Linked DNA regions of Homo sapiens: all the other regions are linked to region 2. A link is a contact called in ENCODE Hi-C data. All regions are on one chromosome and are shown on one strand. The core of a region is the stretch at or near the end of the contact, and the rest is flanking DNA. Distances in the headings are between cores, read along the strand shown. Region 1 holds the start of PTCD2 (pentatricopeptide repeat domain 2). Region 2 holds the start of SREK1IP1 (SREK1 interacting protein 1). Region 3 holds the start of BTF3-DT (BTF3 divergent transcript). Region 4 holds the start of UTP15 (UTP15 small subunit processome component).

Evidence for each region. A loop is a pair of places that touch in the nucleus more often than their neighbours do. Pooled maps may share reads with other maps.
Region 1: a pooled map shows a loop between it and region 2 (21-fold over the local background). The contact joins the promoter of PTCD2 here to the promoter of SREK1IP1 in region 2. A Hi-C loop is called at or near these places in 4 of 50 pooled maps.
Region 3: a loop to region 2 is called in a pooled map, with 4 times the contacts of the local background. The contact joins the promoter of BTF3-DT here to the promoter of SREK1IP1 in region 2. A Hi-C loop is called at or near these places in 4 of 50 pooled maps.
Region 4: a loop to region 2 is called in a pooled map, with 4 times the contacts of the local background. The contact joins the promoter of UTP15 here to the promoter of SREK1IP1 in region 2. A Hi-C loop is called at or near these places in 2 of 50 pooled maps.

What each region holds. Positions count from the first base shown.
Region 1 is chr5:72,319,123-72,321,822 of GRCh38, reverse strand. It overlaps PTCD2 (pentatricopeptide repeat domain 2), which reads right to left and starts at 1,450. Exons shown (of 10, transcript NM_024754.5): 1 at 1,314-1,450. The coding sequence starts at 1,440. It overlaps MRPS27 (mitochondrial ribosomal protein S27), which reads left to right and starts at 1,583. Exons shown (of 11, transcript NM_015084.3): 1 at 1,583-1,674. The coding sequence starts at 1,602. RefSeq lists enhancers at 1,252-1,461, 1,522-1,851, 1,450-1,990, 1,991-2,532.
Region 2 is chr5:64,767,154-64,770,251 of GRCh38, reverse strand. It overlaps SREK1IP1 (SREK1 interacting protein 1), which reads left to right and starts at 1,561. Exons shown (of 5, transcript NM_173829.4): 1 at 1,561-1,747. The coding sequence starts at 1,735. CWC27 (CWC27 spliceosome associated cyclophilin) reads right to left here and starts at 1,322. Exons shown (of 14, transcript NM_005869.4): 1 at 1,064-1,322. The coding sequence starts at 1,105. LOC124900985 (a long non-coding RNA gene) reads left to right here and starts at 1,756. Exons shown (of 4, transcript XR_007058787.1): 1 at 1,756-3,098. RefSeq lists enhancers at 826-1,550, 1,269-1,588, 1,739-1,828, 980-2,179, 1,551-2,277 and a silencer at 1,516-1,810.
Region 3 is chr5:73,496,817-73,499,652 of GRCh38, reverse strand. BTF3-DT (BTF3 divergent transcript) reads left to right here and starts at 1,333. Exons shown (of 1, transcript NR_186388.1): 1 at 1,333-2,100. BTF3 (basic transcription factor 3) reads right to left here and starts at 1,211. Exons shown (of 6, transcript NM_001037637.2): 1 at 854-1,211; 2 at 451-519. The coding sequence starts at 985. RefSeq lists a silencer at 727-776 and enhancers at 413-1,223, 987-1,286, 1,317-1,376.
Region 4 is chr5:73,564,269-73,567,127 of GRCh38, reverse strand. UTP15 (UTP15 small subunit processome component) reads right to left here and starts at 1,385. Exons shown (of 13, transcript NM_032175.4): 1 at 1,216-1,385. ANKRA2 (ankyrin repeat family A member 2) reads left to right here and starts at 1,489. Exons shown (of 9, transcript NM_023039.5): 1 at 1,489-1,996. RefSeq lists enhancers at 1,120-1,674, 1,246-1,805, 1,816-2,025, 2,046-2,095, 1,675-2,229.

The DNA.
Region 1 (2,700 bases), core at 201-2,700, 7.6 Mb before region 2:
AAAACTAATAACATTTAAATGCAAAACAGGCATATTTAGTTTTGGTTTATCCAGGGAGAAGCACAGTGTAGTGGAAAAAGCTGCAGCATGACCACTGGAACTCCCAGTTTTGTCCTCTGTGAAATGAGGGGGTTAAGGCCTCTCAGATGTGGACTCAAAATACATTTGAGATACATGGAAATCATTGATCACAGCTTAGTAGATTTGGGAAACATCATCCTTTCTTTAGGATCCTTGGCTGTGCATGAGATAAAACGGACCAAGCGTGGCCGAAGAATCACGCACTAACAGAGTTCTGTGAGCTGCAGTAACAAGGTAACAATAAAAGTTGCTATTTATTTACAGAAAGGCAGTCCAGTGAAGTGGTTAGGAGCAGGTTTCTATTGTTGGGTGTGTTCAAATCCCACCTCTAACAGTTCCCTCTGACTTTGGGCAAATTACTTAACCTTGTTCCTCCTCTGTAAATGGAGAAAAGAATGGTACTTCTCTTGCTGGGTGTTGTCTAGAGAAAAGGAATTAATGTATGTAAACTACATTAAAGTAATGCCTGACAAACATTTTTACTATCACTCACTAGCATCTTCAGATTTAACTCTCTTCATAGAGATGTTAGAGGATAGTTTTGAAAAATGAAGAAACGTGCCGTTAAGTCTTTTAGATTGTTAGCAGAACTGAGACTCCATAAGACCTCTGCTTCCAAACTCTGCAGAAAAGAAAAAGGCCGGGCGCGGTGGCTCACTCCTATAATCCCAGCACTTTGGGAGGCCGAGGCGGGTGGACCACGAGGTCAGGAGTTCGAAACCAGCCTGGCCAACATAGTGAAACCCGTCTCTACTAAAAATACAAAAAATTACCCGGGCGTGGTGGCGCACGCCTGTAGTCCCAACTACTCGGAAAGCTGAGGCAGGAGAATCGCTTGAACCCGGGAGGCGGAGGCTGCAGTGAGCCGAGATCGCGCCACCGCACTCCAGCTTGGGCGACAGAGCAAGACTTCGTCTCAAAAATAAATAAATAAATAAATAAAAGTCACCCAAGGCGGGAGGGATGTTCCTGAAGACGAACGTCGCCCCATCTGAGGGAGCACTACAGCCCCAAGGTCAATACCCCAGCAGTCCTTCGATTTGCAGGCACTGGGGGTATCCACGACCCCCAGTGGTCACCACTGCACCCACGTGCAACTAGAGGGCGAGGGTGCGCTCCAGGCCAGTGAGTGACTTAGGAGCTGTGGCTGCTCCACAGAGATGCTAGCTGGGATCTAACACTCCCTTCTCTCCCATCCCTCCCCTCCTTCCCTAGGCTAAAGCCGCGGATACCTCCGAGAGGGCAGCGGCAGCTGACAGAGCCGGAGCCTCCCACCCCAGGATACACCAAAATCTGCAGCGCCTGCAGGAGAACTCGATTCGAGGGCCGAAATGCAGCAGCCATACTGTCTCGGACCATACCAACTACTGGAACCGGGGCGAGGAGGCGGAGCGTCGGTCCTGTCGTCGAGAGCGACAAAAGGGATTCGTCCAATTCTGGGCGCCCCGAGAGGTCGAGCTGTAACCCCGCCCCTTCCTCTGTCCGTAACCCGTTGGCTGTTCCTTTTGGTACGCTCCAAGATGGCTGCCTCCATAGTGCGGCGCGGGATGCTCCTGGCGCGGCAAGTGGTTCTTCCTCAGCTCTCTCCTGCAGGTTGGCCGGACAGCTTCATTAGGCCCCTGATTATTCTGTTTTTTGGGTGAAGGGAGCGGTGGGCTTTCAAGAGGAGAGGAAACGTTTCTGGAATCTGATTGCTAGGGACGCCATTTGGGGTGTTTGGTAGTGCAGAAGAAGGAGACAAGGTATCTGATCCATTTCCTTCCCTAAAATAACAGTATGTTCCTGTCCAAAGGTACGAAGAGCAGTGGAAGGTTATATAGCATGAGGGAATTTGCGTATGATTCGCCAGATTTATGTGTTGGGGTGGTCGTGCTTTTGCTGACCACGAAAAACCCAAATGTGCGCCGGGCGCGGTGGCCCACGCCTGTGGTCCCAGCACTTTGGGAACGCGAGGCGGGCGGATCGCCAGGAGTTCGAGACCAGCCTGGCCAACAGGGCGAAACCCCATCTCTACTAAAAAATACAAAGAAATTATCTGGGCCTGGTGGCGCGCGCCTGTAATCCCAGCTACTCGGGGGGCTGAGGCAGGATAATCGCTTGAACTCGGGAGGCGGAGGTTGCAGTGAGCAGAGATCGCGCCACTACACTCCAGCCTGGGCAACAGAGCGAGACCCTGTCTCAAAAAAAAAAAAAAAAAAAAAAAAGGAAAAACCTAAATGTGTCCATTCCTGGGGCTGGGACATTTTTCTCCCATCTGAGGTTTCTTTAGAGGGACGTCAGATAAACATTTTTCCCACCACCACACATTTAGCTGGACCCCTGGTCTTCGTGGAAGAATTTTTCAGTATTAATCTCATTTTATCTGATGACCTAGAGCACAACTTTTGATTGACCTTTCTTTGCTATAGTTTTCCACGTGTAGATAATAAATGCTATTAGTTACTTGTAAAATACTTTGATATCTGAACTAAATGGCAGCCCACTCAAAGCCTGCATAGTGGATCTGATAATGAAAACATTGGAAAAAAGTTTTAAAGTATTTATAGAAGCCAAATTTGCAGTGATTCTAACCACATAATCCAGACAGACATATTTGATAAAAATGCAATAATCACACTC
Region 2 (3,098 bases), core at 312-2,811:
AAGAATTGAAAGAATTGGTCTGCCCATAAAATATCCATTACATTTTTGCTGGGAATTACAGCATTTTTGGTTTCACTTTTAAATTGCTCTCATTACATTATCAAATGTCAATGAATAAAAGACTGTATAAATTATTTATGATGCAATCATGTAACAAACAGGATGGTATGTTGTGTAAATTTAGCTTATCTTAATTCAACTATATACTTCCAATCTCATTTTCTCCAATATGCTGATTCATCAAATTTCATATGTGATATAAGCTAGGTCTCAATTTAAGAATTCAGGTGACACTTATTCCACAACAGACTCTTCTGCCTTGTACAGCATACAAACATCTTGGATGGGAATTGGCATACATTAGCCATCAAATCAATCAGAGAAACCTTTCCCCATTCTAATGTGGTAATAGTCCCCATTTCCCACTTTCTCTGACTGACAGTCATCTCAGGTTTTAAAACCAGCTCAAAAGATATCTTTTCCATGAGGCTTTTCCTAACTTCCCCAGTTGTTCACTACTCAGTACCGCCATAGCAACCTGGTCTCTTCTCCACAAGCACGCTTATCAGACATACAGGCTTTTGTTTACCTGTCTGTCTCACAAACTAAACTATAAGCTTTTCCGGGAAAACAACTACCTTACCCATCCATCTTTGTATCTCCGGCGCCTAGTACAGTGCCCAGTGCCTCGCAGGCGTTCAATTAATGATTGTAGAAGAAATGGAGAATGAATGACCTTAGTTAAGCAAAGAATATATCAAACTCAAAAATGTCTGTTTAAAAACCTAAGACCCCAGAAATCGGCTGCATGAGTTGGGTTAAAGCATTAAATAGGACCGGAATGCTGGTAGGTAGAGAAATCTCCACTTGACTTCTTCAAGTACATCCTGAAAAGTACCAACATCAGTGTTTCGATGCAACATTGTCCACATGCAGGAGTAAAGACAACACTTCTCGTGGTCTCTTCCTACCACGAGATCCTGAAACCCACTCCCCACCCCAAATCCGGGAAATCTCACTTTGGGGATCCCAGGACCCCAAGTTCCCTAGATGAGGCTCTCACCTTCCCATTCGTGGGAGGCTCCTGGATGTAGATGTTGCTCATCTTGGTCAGTACAAAGGACTCTGCTCCTTACGGGGGATGAGAGCGGCCGGCCGGCCACTAAAGCTGTCCGCCTACGAGTACACTCTTCCTTAAGTCCAGTGGTGCAGGAAAGCTTCAGTTTGTCAATATCACGCAAGACAGGGACACCAAACACTACCCCTGCCCAAAGGAGCCCCTCACGGACGCCGCCATGTTGTTACCGGACCCGAGCACCGCTAACCCTGAGAAGGGTTATTCCAATGTACTCCAGGGAACGAGAAAAGTCCGTAAAGTTACCATAGCTTAATGTTATTTATGTTATTTGTATTACAATATTAGAAGGGACACTTCATAAGTGTTGGCGGTGTTTACACTACTCTCGTGTGCAGATCAAACTAACTCCCCCTCCAAAACTATCAGTAATGGTTCGGACCATGTGTCTTCTGCAATATGACTCGTCCGGAAACTGCATCCGCATCTACTGGTTCTGCCGTCGCTAGAGGCGTACAGGCCCTTCCCGACCGTAGCGAGGGTGCTGCTGCGCTGGGGGAAGGAAAACGCCGCTTTGACTGTGCCTTGTTCTCACAGCTGGCGGGAAGCAAGCGCCTTTTCGAAAGCCAGAGGCTCGAGTTACCCCTCTTACCACCGTCATGGCAGTCCCAGGTAAGGAGCAATTACAGGGCCTCTGCGTCCGAGCTCCGAAGGGAGCGCAAGGGAGGGTAGGGTAGGGTGCGGCGTGTACGGAGCAGCGCCCATGGGGATTTAGGCGGAGGCCTTAAAATTCACAGGTTTGTTTTGTTTACATGAAAAAGTTTACACTCCAAACATAAACTCTGAAGGAAAGAAAATAACTATCTTCCCCCCAGGAGCCAAGCCCCAGCTGCTTGGGATTACAGGGAAAGTGTATTGTGGAAGGGAGGGAGGAGGGAGAGACTGTAACTGTAGGCCTAAGGGGGCAAGCGGCCGAGAAAAACTACCTTAACTGTGGTATGGCTTAAAACTAAAACTTGAAGTGGGAACACTTGGCCGACCCAGGTAACCGGAGGCATCGTTTGTCTTAGAAGTCGCTAGGACCCACCGGGTGTGCGGGTTCTACTCCTAGCTCTTCCTGTTGTATGTAGCTGCTCCGTGGCCATAGATTGGTCGCTTTGTGCTTCTGGGCCTCAGTTTCCTTATAAAAAGAAGGAGCTTTGTTGAATTATATATAAGATTTCTTCTAACTCTCAAATTCTATGTCCAGAAGTTACTGACCTAAAAACGGTGAACTCTGCAGAATAATTACTTAAAAGATTTTCTCGTCCTCAACTACCAGCTTACTTGGAAGTTCTAGTAGCGGAAAGCATCTCCTCAAACCAGCTTTGCCACTGCAGAACACTGATTGCAGGAGACATTTTCAGAAATACACACTTCTCCACCCCACCTCCCAACTTGGAAATTCCCAGCGCACTTTAGTAATAGAAAAGATTCTATTCTATTAGAATAGAATACTATGAATTGCTATAGAATTACTATGAACTATAGAATTACTATGGTTCAGAACCCTAACTTTGTTTAAACCTGCACTTCCCAGTATTATTTGACCAGGTTCTTTATTCTGTGGCAGCCTTTTTGAACCTCCTTCTACAGATAGCTGTTATTGGAACACTGTGCTTTTGTACTAACTGAAGTTTGCGGAGGAGTACATCTGGAGCTGTGAGAGAGGAAATGTACACTCTTTATTAAGCCTACTGTGTGCCAGGCACTGGTACTGGGCATTGGAAATACAGTGGTGAGCAAGGTAGACATGGTTACGCTTCACACAGAACTTAGAATTTAGCAGTGAAGAGAGAGAAATTTACAGAAAGTGGGACAAGTGCCATGGCAAGGAAAATACAAGACCTTAGCACAAAGTAAGGGCACCAAACACATACAGGATGGGCAGAAGGACTTTCCAAAGGAGGTAGCACTTAGGAGGAGATCTGAATTGTAGGAGGGGTGGCTTGAAGGGAGAGGAGACTGCAGTCGGAGGAACTGG
Region 3 (2,836 bases), core at 84-2,583, 8.7 Mb before region 2:
TCTTCAAATACCCTTGAAATATGCAACTACCCTAAAGAATATTTAGTTCAGAAAGCAGTACAGAAAGGTCTCAATTTACAAGAGAGACAAACAAGCACTGACTTTAGAAAACTCAGGCCAAAACAAGTCAAGGGTATGATGTGCACAACGATCTAACTGAAATGACACATTTTCCTTACTAATTAAATTAGGAAACACTTTTGTGTTCTACTTACACTCTGTAACACTGAAAACACAAACATGTTTACACAAAGGCGATGTTTTTAGCTCGTCTCACTGATGTGTCTCCAACCCTCGTCTCCCCCGCTCCTCGAGATTTGCTAGCTCCGTGAATTTCCCTCGATAGGCAAAGTTTGTCACCGATAATATAAGAAGCGCAAAAGGAATATGTTTTTTAAAATACCTAAACCTTAAAAAAAAAACCCACAAACCCGAACTATTAAAACTTACTTTCCCACCAATGCGCACTTGTGCCTGCAGTTTGGCGAGTTTTTCCTGGTTCATGATTGTTTCTTTCATCTAGAAAAAGAGGAAATCCTCAGCAAGGATAGGTTTAGCTCACTCTAGCATTCCATGCTCGTTATTTCCCAAGATACCAGCAGGAAAATAAACGTCCTACACAGGCCGAAACCTGGATCCCAAATCCACCCCGCAAAGCTCCAAATTTGGGTTTCCAGGGAGCCCAAAGAGCACCCGCCTCCCCACCACTCCCCCACAGCTCCCCGCTCTTGGCAGGCCCGGATGAAAGGCTCTACCCCACGCCTGGCCAGCACCCCCCACCCCTGGCCCTGGCCTGGCCTCGGCCTAGCCAGGGCCTGCCCGGCCCGGCCACTCTCCGCAAGCCTCGCGGTACCTGAGGCTCCTGTCCTCGGGTTCCGCCGCGAGGTGGAGGTTGAGACAGCGTCGCCTCGCCCCCAGGGCAGCCGCCCCTGGCTCGACCTCGCCCCCGAGAGTCAGCCTGAGCGGGTGCGCCTGTCCGTCGCATCGCCTTCCTCTCCTCCTCTGCCCTGTCCCTCCCTGTCTCGCTCCTTCAGGGAACTTCCCGCCCCCGCTCCCGTCCTCCTACCACGCCGCCGTCCAGAGCCTTTTTGTACCTTGTCGGAGCGAATAAGGGGCCGCGCGGGGGACTAGGGTTGGTGCTCAAGGGGTCTCGGGTGGACCACCTGAGATTAGGCGCACACACGCGGGGACGCAAGATGGCAGCTAAAGGGAGGCCGGAAGTGACACAAGGCCACTTCCTTCAAGAGTCAGGAAACTGACTTCGCCGCGAACTCGGTTCCTCCCTGCGCACGCGCGACAGCGTTTGTGATGGTCCAGCGAGTCCCTATTCTCCTCCTCCTGCTCCAGCGGCTGCCGGCTGTAGGCCCTACGAGAGACTGCTGGCTTGGGGCGCAGCCCGTACCTCTGGGAGAGGCCACAAAGGGGTCGGAGAGCGCGGTCCTGTGCACAGTTAGGGTTAAGTCCGCTCAGTCTCCATTGGGCCCTGATCCTGAAGTTCTGTGCCCTCCGAAGAAAGGGCCTATTCACGTTTCCTGGAGACGCCGGAGGTGCCCAGCTTGTGCTCACCACTCAAGCAGCTCTCCCCTTGCTGGAGGTGTGGGTTGGAGAATTGCAGAATTTCCCTCTCGGCCCGAATGAGCCATTACCAAAGCATTTTGTCAAAAATAGTGAAGTTAGTTTGGCCTTCCAAGGTTAGGTGGTGTGGTAGATTGCGGGACCGAGGTTCAGAATTTCTGGGGGCTGTATCCCCGAGCCCCACTCCTCAGAATGCAACTCTGTACGACGAAGGAACTGGGTAATCCGCATTTCAGCCAATTTAGCAGATGACTAACCACCTTAAAACGGTCCACACAATTATCTTGTTTATCAGGCAAAAAAATTGACTCCTAGGTACCGAATTGGCATGGATTTGACAATTAGCGATTCACGGTTAAGCAGACTTTATCTATCTTAATCCAATCAAAGGAGAATTTCTGCCTGCTGTGTTTGGAGAGACAACGCGTGGATGTGAGTTAAACTTTGTTAAACCCAGGACAAGCTTTAAGATAAAACGACTGATATTTAAAATGGCAATTTAAATAAAAATGTTCTCTGATCAGCCTTTTTGTGGTCTTAACCATGAAATGTCTTTGCATATTCAAAAGTGAGTCCGAAATCTTAGAATGCAATGTGTGTAGCAAGAAAACTTGTTCAAGTGCAGACCCCTCTCCAGTTAAGATCAATGTTTAAACTTTTTGAATACTTTTTACATATAAGTTTGTTGCAACTGATGTCTCAAGAACATAACTGGTGAGGACAGCTGTATTGCCTTTTAGAATAATTGTTACAGTTATATTTACAAAAAACAATGTTGCTTCAGTTAAATATGAGTGAAGTTTTAGTACAGGTAAGGGTGTTTGTAGTTAGGCTTATGTGGGTTACCTTCCTAATGACAAAGGCCAAAATGGCAGTACCAACATTATGCTGTGCTCTGGAGATATTACAAAATATATAGAAAGACTCCCCCTTTTGGAAGAAATGTGTATCTTTGTCCAGGAACAGTTTTTTTCCTCTCCTCCATGTTATATTGGAGGCATTTGAAACTTCCTAGTCACGTGATGTTTTCTGAGCTTTTATAGAGACAAGATTGTATGTATGTAACCTGCCACCTTTTTTTTCTTTTTCTTTGCCTTCCCTCTCCTCTGCCCTTTTAATACACCTGTTTTCAGGAAATATTGTGAGCTACTTTTATTTATTTATTTATTTCTACTTTTTGAAACCAGGGATGCTGCTAATTTTATTTTTATAATTTTTTTAAAAAATATAAAACTTTAAAAAAATTAAAAGAGATGGGGTC
Region 4 (2,859 bases), core at 136-2,635, 8.8 Mb before region 2:
AGGCAATCTATAGGAAGCAGGAATAATTAAAGTGAAGGCTATCATATCGCACCATCTATTCAGCTGTACACAAAGGTTCTCACACCTAGCCAACCATTTTACAACACTTAGGAATAAATCTAGCACAGCCTTACAGTAGCCAAACCAAAAAGGATCATGCTGGCTTTGAGTGTCCATTTTTTGGCAACAGGAAATATTAAGGTGAAACTGCAAATACAAGTTTCCTGAAACCAAGTTTAAGATGACATTTAATCTATAACAATTATAGTTACGGATTTGATTTCCTGAAAGCCTAAAAATGCCAAGAAGTAAGAAACACAAAGCTAATATTCTAATGTAGAAGCTTAAAATTAAATTTACTTTAAAAGGTTTAAACAGTAGGAAAGAAAACTGTAATAAAGCAGTCCTGAAATTAAATTCAACACTAAAGTGGCAGAATAGGATAAAACTTTTAAATAACATGCAATCAAGCCAAAACATTTTTCCAGAACGACTCAATTGCAAAAGAGATTCAATGTTATCAGGTAAATGATTCCAGAGGTGCTGCTCATCATCTATTCCAAAAAGCCTGAAAACTTTACATTAGTAACACCACGATAAATAGGTGTAACATATATTTAAAAGGTGCTTTAATGAAATACAATGACCAATGATTGTATTTCACTGGTCTTTGGGAACACTCTTCTGTTCATTAAAGTACCTACCAATGTGCAGGACACTGCTCTAGGCACTGGGGCTATAATGGTGAATGAAATAAAGACATGGTCTGTGCCTTTGCTTACTCCAATATACTCCATTTTGGCTGGTGACTGGCACCAGATATTAACCTAGACTCAGCCTTGACGTGTCCTTTTCTTCCTCACTCCTAACATCCAAATAGTTAACAAGATCTGCTGATTTTATCTCCCAAATATTTTAAAACTCCATTAGGTTCACTTCACCTGAGGGAGCCTCGTAAGCAAAGGCAAAGATGGAAATGTGTCCATTGCCTTGGAGAGTTGCTGATTACTCCGGGAACTAACAACGGTGGACAGGAAAGGGTGTAATCGCAGAGAAGAACCTAGGTCGAAGCTTAATTGAGGGGAACTTGAGCCGGTTAAAGAATTTGGCCACTCTCCTATATAGCCTGGGAAGCCCCAGAAGAGCATGCCAGATTAACACAGGAAGGCCGGGTGTGAGTGTGGGCTTCCCTCAATGGGAGCCGCCTTCACCTACCTCCACTGAGCCCCAAAGGGTCCGACGAGACACCTCGACCCAAGGACAATTAATCGGACTGTGCCAGCTCCCTACCCTGCACAGTTCAGCAGCACTGGCGTAAAAATCACATGGACCCTCAAGGAGCCGGCGACACACACAGCGAACCGAACGTCGCGCGAAGATGACGTACCAGAGCACGCTCATGAGACTCACGCAGCCCGGCGGCGCAGAGGCGGGTCAGGTGGGCGGGGCGATCTGGAGTAGGAGGTGTGACCGGAGGGCGAAATTGGGGCTTCCTCTGCTCTGGTGACCCAGAACCGTCAACTGAAATGACCCTGTCTGTGTAGTACTCCGGCAGGATGGGCCTCGGAGCGTAAAGGCGGCAAAAACAAAAATATTAAAAAAAAGGAGAGAGGGACAAAAAAAAGAAAACCCGAAAGTTTCAGCTGCATTGCTGCGGAACGTTTTTTAGCCAGAAGGCGAAAGAAGAAATCGGAAGTGACGTCGCGGCCAAAACAAGCCCGGGCTTGGAGGCCTGTACTGAAGCTGGCCTCAGATGGGAAGGCCCGACTCGCTGTCTGCTGTCGTCGGTGGTCGCGAGACCTTGCACTCTCACCGGGTCGGCCTCCAGCCCCTGTGCCCGGGATCCGCTCGCCGCGGATGAGCGAGAGTTTCTTCCTGGGACTTTTCGGGCACAGCTGGCCGGTGGCGACAGAACGGACTTTCTTTCCTGCAAGAGTCTCCCCTCCAGCGGGAGACAGCGGGCTCCTGTCTCGGGACGCTGGGACACCTGTCGCCTGTGAGGCATCATTTATTTTCATAGCACCTTCCTCTCCTTGTAGAATAATTCCAGGATCAGGAAGAAACGAGGGGCTCCTGTTATTAGCATCCACAGGAACTAGCATAGCTGCCCACTTTATCTCCGTAGACTCTCTATCCCTTCATCCCTGGGCTCTGACAGATCGAGGTGAACCTAGCTATCGATTGCCTTACCCCCTTTTTCTCACCACCACCTCTTCTAAGTCCTGTTACCCCACTCCCCTCACCCCCGCCTCCCTCTCCTGTTCTTCAAAATTTTGGCCTACCAATCAACTTTGCTTCTCCTCTCGTTAAACTGCTGTGCCAAGATAAGCGTTCATTTTCCACCCACCCCCTTCGCCTAAGCACATTTGCTATTCTCCTCTCGAAGACCTGTAATTCCATCTATAAACCCTGATTTGTAACATGGAAGCTGTTTAGAGCTGGAAAGAATATTAGAAAGGCCTATTTCAACACCTTTTTATAATAGATGAATTTCAGAAAACTTGTATTATTTATTTGTCCAGGAGTGGCCAGCTAGTTAGTAGCGATGTTGGGAGTGGAAAGCCAGGTCTAATCAGCAAATGTTAGAAATAGAAAAGAATATGGAAAAAATTGTTAAAGTTAAGATCAGAAAACATTTATGGAGCACCTGGTAGGACCAAGTACTGTTCTGTGTGCAAAAATTAGTAAGAGTGGTCCCCATCCTAGGGGAGTTTTCAATTTAGCTGTTATTTAAATGGAAATTGTCAAAAGGATGGTGAATGCTAAAATACAGATACATGCAGGGTGCTCAGAGAGCTTAGGGGAGTTGCACTTAGCCAACCGCTGGATAGGAGAAAGGGGGAGATGGTTCTTCCCTCA